Regions from separate parts of the Homo sapiens genome. Here region 1 is linked to region 2. Evidence: read pairs that join two places in POLR2A ChIA-PET (ENCODE). Cell type or tissue: PC-9. All regions are shown on one strand. Links, peaks and the distances in the headings refer to the core of each region. The heading gives the core; the rest is flanking DNA.

Region 1 (5,370 bases), core at 113-5,112, 370 kb before region 2:
CAAAGATAGACAAGTTGGACTTCAAGAAAATGTAAAAATTTTGTGCATCAAAAGACATTATCATGGGGTAAAAAGGCAATCCACAGTATGGAAGAAAATATTTACAAATCATGTATCTGATAAGGGATTAATATCGAGAATACATAGAAAGTTCCCAAAACTTTTTTTTTTTTTTTTTGAGACAGGGTCTCACTCTGTTGTCCAGGCTGGAATGCAGTCGTACAATCTCGACTCACTGCAGCCTCGACTTCTCATGCTCAAGTGATCCTCCCACTTCAGTCTCCCTGGTAGTTGGGACCACACCCGGCCCCTCTGCCCATTTTGAATCAGGTGGTTTTTTGTGTGTGTGTGTTGAATTTTGGGAGTTTGCCAGGTGCAGTGGCTCATGTCTGTAATCCCAGCACTTTGGGAGGCTGAAGCAGGCAGATCACTTGAGCTCAGGAGTTCAAGACCAGCCTGGGCATCATGGTGAAACGCTGTCTCCACAAAAAATACAAAAACTACAGCTACAAAATACAAAATACAAAAAAATACAGCTACAAGGGAGGCTGAGGTGGGAGGATCACTGCAGCCCAGGAGGTCGAGGCTGCAGTGAGCCAAGACTGTGCCACTGTACTCCAGCCTGGGCAACAGAACAAGACCCTGTCTCAAAATAAATAAATAAATAAATAATAAAAATTTAAAAAGGCAAAGGACTTGAACAGACATTTCCCCAAAGAAGATAGAAGATATACAAATGGCCAATAAGCACATCACAAGATGCTCAAGGCCAGGCACAGTGGCTCACGCCTGTAATCCCAGTACTTTGGGAGGCTGAGGCAGGTGGTCACTTGAGGTCAGGAGATCGAGACCAGCCTGGCTAACACGTCTCTACTAAAAATACAAAAATTAGCCAGGCATGGTGGTGCATGTTTACAATCCAAGCTACTTGGGAGGCTGAGGCAAGAGGATAGCTTGAACCCAGGAGGCAGAGGTTGCAGTGAGCTGACATGGTGCCACTGCACTCCAGCCTGGGCAACAGAGCAAGCAAGACTCCATCTAAAAAAAAAAAAAAAAAAAAAAGGTGCTCAACATCACTAATCATTAAGGAAATGCAAATCCAAACTACAATGAGATATCACCTCATACCCATTGGGATGGCTACTATCAAAACAACAAAGTGTTGGTGAGGATGTGGAAAAACTGGAACCCTCATGCACTGTTAATGGAAATGTAAAATGCTGTAGCTGATGTGGAAAATAGCATAGCAGGCTCTTGAGAAATTAAAAATAGAATTGCCATTGACCCAGCAATCAGGTATATATCCAAAAGAACTGAAAGCAAAGTCTCAAAGAGATATTTGTACACCCATATTCATGGAAGCATTATTCATAATAGCTCAAACATGGAACCAAGCCAAGTGTCCACAGATATATGAATGGATAAGTAAAATCCATACAACGGAATATCATTCAGCCTTTTCTTTTTTTTTGAGGCAGAGTCTTGCTCTGTCGCCCAGGCTGGAGTGCAGTGGCGCCATCTCGGCTCACTGCAAGCTCCGCCTCCCGGGTTCACACCATTCTGCTGCCTCAACCTTCCGAGTAGCTGAGACTACAGGTGCCCGCCACCATGCCCAGCTAATTTTTTGTATTTTTTAGTAGAGACGGGGTTTCACCGTGTTAGCCAGGATGGTATCGATCTCCTGACCTCGTGATCTGCCTGCCTCGGCCTCCCAAAGTGCTGGGATTACAGGTGTGAGCCATCATGCCTGGCCCCCATCATTCAGCCTTAAAAAGAAATTCCGGCCAGGCGCAGTGGCTCACGCCTGTAATCACAACACTTTGGGAGGCTGAGGCGGGCAGATCACCTGAACTCAGGAGTTTGAGATCAGCCTGACCAACATGGGGAAACCCCGTCTCTAATAAAAATATAAAATTAGCCGGGTGTGGTGGCACATGCCTGTAATCCCAACTACTCGGGAGGCTGAGGCAGGAGAGTCGCTTGAACTCGGGAGGCAGAGGTTGTAGTGAGCCGAGATCGCACCATTGCACTCCAGCCTGGGCAACAAGAGTGAAACTCCATCTCAAAAAAAAAAAAAATGCTGGGCGCGGTGGCTCATGCCTGTAATCCCAGCACTTTGGGAGGCCGAGGTGGACGGATCACGAAGTCAGGAGATCGAGACCATCCTGGCTAACACGGTGAAACCCCGTCTCTACTAAATATACAAAAAAAATTAGCTGGGCATGGTGGCAGGCGCCTGTAGTCCCAGCTCCTCGGGAGGCTGAGGCAGGAGAATGGTGTGAACCCGGGAGGTGGAGCTTGCAGTGAGCCGAGATCGCACCACTGCACTCCAGCCTGGGCGACAGAGCGAGACTCCATCTCAAAAAAAAAAAAAAAGAAATTCTGACACATGCTACAACATGGATGAACCTTGAGGACATTATGCTATGTGAAATATGCCAGTCACAAAAAGACAAATACCGTATGATTCCATTTATATGAGGTGCCTAGAGCAGTCCAATTCAGAGACAGAAAGTAGAATGGTGGGTGCCAGGGGCTTGGGTGAGTGGAGAATGAGGAGTCAGGATTTAAGGGTTACAGAGCTTCAGTTTTACAAGATGAAAAAAAGTCTGCAGATAGTGGTGATGGTTGCTCAATATAAATATACTTAATACCACTGAACTGTACGCTGGAAAATGGTTAAGAAAGTTTCGGCTGGGTGCGATGGCTCACACCTGTAATCCCAGCACTTTGGGAGGCCGAGGCGGGCGGATCACCTGAAGTCGGGAGTTTGAGATCATCCTGACCAACATGGAGAAAACCCGTCTCTACTAAAAAGAAATACAAAATTAGCTGGGTCTGGTGGCGGGCGTCTGTAGTCCCAGCTACTCGGGAGGCTGAGGCAGGAGAATTGCTTGAACCCGGGAGGCGGAGGTTGCGGTGAGCCAAGATCATGCCATCACACTCCAGCCTGGGCAACGAGAGCGAAACTCCATCTCAAAAAAAAAAAAAGTAAGTTTAATATCAGGTGTACATAATACATGTGTTATATGGACATCCCCTCAAAATTCACATGTTCAACCTAACTCCCAATGCAATCGTATTAAGAGGTGGGGCCTTGAGGAGGTTGTCATGAGGGTCCTGTTCTATGAGTAGGATTAGCATCCTAATAAAAGAGGTCGAGCTGGCCATGGTGGCTGGCGCCTATAATCCCAGCTAGTCAGGAGGCTGAGGTGGGAAGATGTTGAGCCCAGGAGTCGGAGGAAAAAAAAAAAAGGGGTCACGGTCAAAAGGAGCTGCCTTGTCCCTTCCACCCTGTGAGGACGCAGCCTGAAGACAGCATGATTTGTGAGGAACAAGCCCTCACCAGATACCGAATCTGCTGCTGCCTTGATCTTGGACTTCTCAGCTTCCAAAACCGTTAAGAAATAAACTTCTCGGCCGGGTGCGGTGGCTCACGCCTGTAATCCCAACACTTTGGGAGGCCGAGGCCCGGATCATGAGGATCATGAGGTCAGGAGATTGAGACCATCCTGGCTAACACGATGGAACCCTGTCTCTACTAAAAATGCAAAAAAAAAAAATTTGCCGGGCGTGGTGGCAGGCGCCTGTAGTCCCCCAGCTACTTGGGAGGCTGAGGCAGGAGAATGGCATGAACCCGGGAAGCAGCGGAGCTTGTGGTGAGCAGAGATCGCGCCACTGCTCTCCAGCCTGGGCTATAGAGCAAGACTCCGGCTCAAAAAAAAAAAAAAAAAAAAAAAAAAAAAAGAAATTTCTCAACATGGTGAAACCCCGTTTCTACTAAAAAATGCAAAAATTAGCCGGGCGTCGTGGCAGGCGCGTGTATTCCCAGCTAATAGAGAGGCTGAGGCAGAGAATCTCTTGAACCCAGGAGACAGAGGTTGCAGTGAGCCACTGCCCTCCAGCCTGAGTGATAATAGCGAAACTGTCTCAAAAAAAAAAAAAAAAGAAAAGAACAAAAGGCCGGGCACAGTGGCTCACGCCTGTAATCCCAGCACTTTGGGAGCCCGAGGCGGGCGGAACACAAGGTCAGGAGATCGAGACCATCCTGGCTAACACGGTGAAACTCCGTCTCCAATAAAAATACAAAAAATTAGCCGGGTGTGATGGTGGGCGCCTGTAGTCCCAGCTACTTGGGAGGCTGAGGCAAGAGAATGGCATGAACTCAGGAGGAGAAGCTTGCAGTGAGCCGAGATTGCACCACTGCACTCCAGCCTGGGTGACAGAGCAAGACTCCGTCTCAGAAAAAACAACTTCAGGCCGGCCGCAATGGCTCACACCTGTAATCCCAGCACTTTGGGAGGCCAAGGCAGGCGGATCACTTGAGGTCAGGAGTTCGAGACCAGCCTGCCCAACATGGTGAAACCCCATCTCTACTAAGAGTACAAAAATTAGTTGGGCATGGTGGCACACACCTATAATCCCAGCTACTCAGGAGTCTGAGGCAGGAGAATCGCTTGAACCTGGGAGGCAGGGGTTGCAGTGAGCCGAGATTGCACCACTGCATCCATCCTGGGTGACACAGCAAGACTGTCTCAAAAAATAAATAAATAAAAATAATAAATAAATAAATTTCTATTGTTTATAAATTACCTAGAATAAGGTTATTTTGTTATAGCAGCCCAAAGGGATGAAGACAATGTATTTTGCCACAATTTTTTAAAATGGGGGACGAAAAACTCTTGCAGCGCAAAAACCTAAGTCAGCCTCCTGCCAATTTCTCCCCCAAATGTCCTTTTCTTGTCACTCTACAAACCTCTGCTCTTACTCACATTGGGCCACATGTGCATCAGACATCAACGGAGAGGTCAAACTGCATTAATAATTCTCAACCAGGTCCACTCACCACCTACAAGCTTCCTGGGGCCATACCCAGTGACCAGGACAGGAATGCAATTCTGCATCTAGTTATCATCCAAGACGCAGATTTCTAACAAGAATTTGATGGCAATGGGCTCTCCAAAGATTGGTAGCTCTCCACCGGGAGGTTAGGGAGAGGCCAAAATTCTCACCATTTCCAGGGGCGTGAACTGAAGAACATGAAAAAGGTGGCACTGGTTCCAGATGCTATAATTTATTGGTAACCAGGCGTGATCAGAAAGTAAGAACTCTTAAGTACCACCCTCTTTCTCTTTATTTGAAAAGGTTTAAGAGATGGAAGGAAATGCCAGACATGGACTCAGAAGACTGGGACTCAAATTCTAGCCCTGGTGGGTCAGACATGATTTTACTAGTCCTTGGTCAGAGAAAGCCTTGGGAGATACAGAGAATCTAAAGAATCTAAACTGTATCTATTTTGTATTTAGTTCCACCTATTTTTGTGGCCATACTGCATAACAAAAAGGAAGCCTTAAATAGATTAACTGAATT
Region 2 (5,370 bases), core at 207-5,206:
AGCCACGTCCTGGGCCCCTGAGAGCAGCTGAGATCCAGTGAGGGCAGGCGGAGGCACTGTAGGCACAGGCTGGAGAGGGGTCACGGGGGCAGGGCAGGAAGCAGTGCCTGTTTCCAAGGCTCCTGGGTGAGCCAGCCCCAGCCTCGATCGCGGGCAGGTTCCAGCCTGACCACAGGACTAGCTGTCTCAGGGGCAGGGCTGCCTCCCCAGGCCATGAGCTCCACAGGCCCCTGCAGGCCCTGGGGGCGATCTCTAACCCCATGGTGGGGAGGCTAAATTAATCTCTGAAGCCCCTCCCTGGTCTGAGGAGCAGCACCTCAAAGGATGGGGTGGGGAGGAGTCTGCGCACTCACGCCGCCCAAGTCCTGCCTAAGTCAGCACCCTTGATGCTCAGTGCTGCGGGCACAAGCCTAAGCCTGGGAGCCAGGCCCTGTCTGGGACTCAAGGCCAAATGGCTGACTTGGAGGAAGGAGCATCCACTGAGGGCAGGAACATTTGGGAGAGGCTTCCTGGAGGAGGTGTGGGTGGGGAAGGATAGGGAGGCGTGGTGGGTTGATGGGCGGGTGTGGGCGTTGCTAAAGGCAAGAGGTCCTCACCCAGCACCGGACGCACGCATCCACCCAGCCCAGCTCAGGGGCTGGTGCCGGCACGGGTTTCACCTGCCGGCTGCCTACGCAAAGGCAGAGAAAGCATAGGAGGGGAGGAGGGCAGGGAGGCCTGGGTCTCCAGGGAGCTGAGGAGGGCTTCTGGGGGCCAGAAGGAAGCTACAAGCAGGTAGGGTTCAAGGAGCGGGGCAGCAGGGCTGGGGTGTTGTCCTCCCTCCCGAGGAAGCGTGGCTGTGGACAGCTTGGCTTTTGGCGTGCGTGCCACAAACATTCCGGCCCTCGCCTCCTCCTGGCTCTGTGCTTGGCACCCCTGCCCCAGATCTTCCCGGCTCTGTGCTTGGGCACCCCTGCCCCAGAAAGGCCTCCCATGGCTTCCGTATCCTCACACCTGTCCAGGTCTTCTCTTCCCACGAGTCTTCACATGAAGAGCCTCTGCAGCCCTTCCCACAGCTTGCAAGGACCAAGGGAGGCCAGCAGGTGGACAGGGGGCCTCAGCCTGCCCTGAAGTCCCGCCAGTCAGTGGTTACCCTCCAGGGCAGTGCCGTGGTGGCCAACCGGACCCAGGCCTTCCAGGAGCAGGAGCAGGGGCAGGGGCAGGGGCAGGGAGAGCCCTGCATTTCCTCTACGCCCAGGTTCCGGAAGGTGGTGAGACAGGCCAGCGTGCATGACAGTGGAGAGGAGGGCGAGGCCTGAGCCCTCACACATGCCCACGCTCCCCTGACACTGAAGAGGATCCACAACTCCTTGGAGAAACACCCTCACGTCTGTTGCCGCACACATTCCTCTCAGCTCCGCCCCATACCCGTCACTACAGCCTCACCTCCCACCCCTGTCACTACGGCCTCACCTCCCACCCCTGTCACTACAGCCTCACCTCCTACAGCCTTAAGTCCCAGGCCCATGTCTGCCTGTCCAAGGGCTCAAGACTTTCTAACTGGGATGTGGTAGAGGGACTGAAGGTACCTTTGGGGGCAACAGCACCCTAGTTTCATTCTCAACTCTAGCCCTGCACACTCACCTGTGGCACGGAATGAAAACAGAGCTTCCCGTGCAAAAAGGGTCACGCCTCCCACCCCCGCCCCCTCCCTGCACCTCCTGTCCTCTCCCAGTTCATTCCTGGAACCAGCCAGGCCAGGCAACCAGTGGCCCCCAAAGGCAGGCAGGATCCTCAGGCCCCAGCCGCGGGAGGCTGGAAGGGCTGGCAGATCGCTTCCCTCATCCACCTCCACCGGTCCAGGTCTTTGCTGCTGTCCCCAGACCTCCTGTGACACCACGCCAGATCACAGGGCACCAGGCCAGAGATAGTCTTCTTTTTGTCCTTTCTGGCCTCTGGCTAGTCAGTTTTTCATAGCCTTACAGTATCTGGCTTTGTACTGAGAAATAAAACACATTTTCATATTTGGTTATTTTCAATGTGACGATGAAGCCATCTGTGTTGCAGTCAGACCCTTCTCTGCTGGCTGGGGAAGGTGGCCGCCCCTTCCTCCCAGCAGTCTCCTCACAATTCCAAGGTGGCTCGTGACAGACCTATTTGGGGGAGTGCCGTGTTTGGGCGTGGCGTGGGAGGAAGATTGGGTAAGAGAAGAGAGGAAGTCAGTGCTATCTCCCCATCTCCTGGGGCAGGGCCTGGTAAATATGACCTGCTCACACCCACCCGCTCAGACAGGTCGGGCAAGGGAAGAAGTCGTCAGCGGGCAGCAGGCATGTGGCTCCACTGTGAGAGCTGGAAGGGGTTACTCATGAGGAAGTGCCTACCTGGACAGGACCAAGCCTGTTCCAAAAGCGAAGCCTCCTTGGGACACTCGGCGCCAGGTTCTCTGGCATGTTTTGGGTCCCAAGAATCACCTTCCTCCTGCTACAAAGCAAAGGGCCTGACTTTCCAAGCCAGGCTATTGCGGCCTGGGAAGAAGGACCCTTGGTGACACTTCCCCTCCTGCCCAGGGGTTCCTTCTGCTCAACTTTAGTGTCCAAGAAGAGTTAGTCATTCCATCTTTTTTTTTCTTTTTTTGAGACAGAGTCTGGTTCTGTTGCCCAGGCTGGAGTGCAGCGGCACGATCATGCCTCAGTGCAGCCTTGAATTCCCAGGCTGAAGAGACCCTCTCACTTCAGCCTCCTGAGTAGCTGGGACCACAGGCACACCTAGCTAAGTGGTTGTATCTTTGTCACTTCCTTTTTTTTTTTGAGACAGGGTCTTGCTCTGTCACCCAGAATAGAGTGCAGTGATATGATCTTGGCTTTCTACAGCCTCAACCTCCCGGGCTCAAGGGATCCTCCTGCCTCAGCCCCTGAGTAGTTGGGACTACCTACATGTGCCATCATGCCTAGCTAATTTTTATCTTTTATTTTTTGTGGAGACGGGGTTTTACCATGTTGCCCAGGCTGGTCTCGAACTCCTGGGCTCAAGCGATCTGCATATCTCGACCTCTCAAAGTGTTGGGATTACAGGCGTGAGCCACTGCGCCTGGCCCATCTTTGTCACTTCTATCCCTCTTCCCAAGATTATGTATGCTCTCTGCTCTATGATACATTACCCTGGTTTGGGGAAGGGGCCGGATTCAACTCCTTCCCTCAAAGCAGTCCTTAGAGATGGGAGCTGGCACCAAGCATTCTCAGTGACTGAGACTTCACGCCCAGTTTTAAGAATGAATCTCTCACCCAGGCCCTGGTGGGACTCCTAGCACTGCTCTAACCCTGAAGTGCGCAGTGGCAGGAGACTTGGATTTAGCCCCAGCTTCACCACTTATGAATTACTTTGCTTTGAGTCTCTGTTTCTTTCTGTAAAATAAAGGGATTAGACCTGGAAATCCCCAAGTACCCCTCTTCACTTTGATGCATTTTATATTATTTATTATTTATTTATTATTGAGTACAGTGGGGTGATCTCAGCTCACTGCAACCTCTGCCTCCCAGGCTCAAGACATCCTGCCTCAGCCTCCTGAGTAGCTGGGACTACAGGGCCACCACGCCTGGCTACACTTTGATACATTTTAACAATACATGCTATCTAGACATTGCTAGATTAGCCTCTACCTCCCTTCCAGAAGAGGAATCCTTGGCACCTATCTGGGTGGTATGCCTAAGGGTCACAAGATGTGGGGTACATGCAAGCTAGTTCTGATTCTTGATCCATCCTGCTGAGCAAACACTGGGGGCTACCCCCCACTCTGTGGCCAACTAGGAGTCCTACCCAGGCTGCCCTTTCAGTATTCCTGGCCTAGGGCTGCAGATGGGTGGGGTGGTGGTGAGAGTGTCGGGGTAAGCCAAGGCCAGGCCCTGCCCCTCCTGCAGCCTGTGCATCTCAGAAGGCAGGTCCAATCAGGAACTCAGAGCTGTGGGGCTCACTAGAATCCACTAGAATCCAGGAGGATTCTAAGAAGTAAGAAGTCAGCAAACAGGGAAATGAAGACTGGAGGGGAAACCGCATCAAAAATACAGACAAGAGGGTGCCGGGTGTGGTGGCTCATGCCTGTAATCCCAGCACTTTGGGAGGCTGAGGCAGGCGGATTGCTTGAGCCCAGGAGTTCGAGACCAGCCTGAGCAACATGGTGAAACCCCATCTCTACAAAACAAAACAAAACTACAAACAATTAGGAACCCTATTGGCTGGGTGCAGTGGCTCACGCCTGTAGTTCCAATACTTTGGGAGGCTAAGGTGGTTGGATCACCTGAGGTCAGGAGTTCGAGACCAGCCTGGCCAATGTGGCAAAACACTGTCTCTACTAAAAATACAAAAATTAGCTGGGTGTGGTGGCGTGCACTTGTAATCCCAGCTATTTGGGAGCCTGAGGCAGGAGAATTGCTCGAACCTGGGAGGCTGAGGTCGCAATGAGCCAAGATTGCGCCATTGCACTCCAGCTTGGGTGACAGAGTGAGACTCCGTCTCCAAAAAAAAATAAAAATAAAAAAAACCCTATGTATACACAAAGCTCACCCAAATTGCTAAAGGGGCAAAAAATAATAAGAAGGATATAAAATGAAAAGTAAATCTCACTCCTACTCTGTCCTCTAGTCCTTCACATCTACTCAGGCAATGACTTGTTACCAGCTGCCTTTGATGCCCTCCAGGTACCCCATGCTTATGTAATCAAATATATTGGTATGTGTATTTTTTAAAAATACAGACAATAGCATGTTAACATACTATTCTACACTTTGAAAATTGGTTCATATCAGAGTTCCACATCGGTACCGTGGTGTTATATATACATTGGTTTTCATCCAGGCTCCTGGCTCATAACCCTCATAGCCCTTGTTCAGTCTTTTGTTCTAATGTTGAGTGTGTCAGGCCTCAGGAGCAGGCCGCAGGAAACAACCTCTTGACATTCTGCCCTCCTCTCCCTTGCCCCAAGGCAGGGCTCTACTGTTCACCCTCACTTTCAGATTGTGGGTTATAAGACCCTCCCCAGAGAGACCCTCCTCCTCACTCTATACCCTGGTGTAAGGAATGCTGATGTCATGAAGCTTCCATTAAAAACCCAAGAGGACTGGCTTCTTGGAGCTCTGGGTAGCTGACCATGTGCAGGTTCCTCCCCGGTGGTGCACCTAGGGAGGGTGTGCACACTCCGCACCCTCCCCCGTGCACATCTTTTCACCTTTATCCTTTGTAGTATCCTTTATAATAAGCCACTAAACGTAAGTGTTTCTTTGAGTTCTGTGAGCTGCTCCAGCAAATTAATCAAACCGAAAGAGGGGATCGTGGGAACCCCAACTTGAAGCTGGTCAGGCAGAAGTTCTGGAGGCCTGGACTTTTGACTGGGATCTGAGG

The links. Peaks named below come from ENCODE experiments on the same cell type or tissue, not always from the same donor. Only the 100,000 strongest peaks of a DNase experiment are listed, where the experiment ranks them.
Region 1: POLR2A ChIA-PET joins it to region 2 with 7 read pairs; 3 of 35 experiments call an interaction of 5 or more read pairs at or near these places.

The regions. Positions count from the first base shown.
Region 1 is chr11:66,940,039-66,945,408 of GRCh38, forward strand. All of the region lies in intron 3 of PC (pyruvate carboxylase), which reads right to left. Among named protein-coding and RNA genes, the nearest start is that of MIR3163, 8.2 kb to the left of the region's middle. In PC-9, for the core only: no CTCF peak of the experiment used is centred there; no DNase peak of the experiment used is centred there.
Region 2 is chr11:67,310,590-67,315,959 of GRCh38, forward strand. It overlaps SSH3 (slingshot protein phosphatase 3), which reads left to right. Exons shown (of 14, transcript NM_017857.4): 14 at 1,002-2,003. The coding sequence ends at 1,298. Among named protein-coding and RNA genes, the nearest start is that of SSH3, 9.7 kb to the left of the region's middle. In PC-9, for the core only: CTCF peaks have their summits at 1,200 and 1,401; a DNase peak (open chromatin) is centred at 2,282; H3K4me3 peaks cover 867 bases; H3K27ac peaks cover 3,204 bases.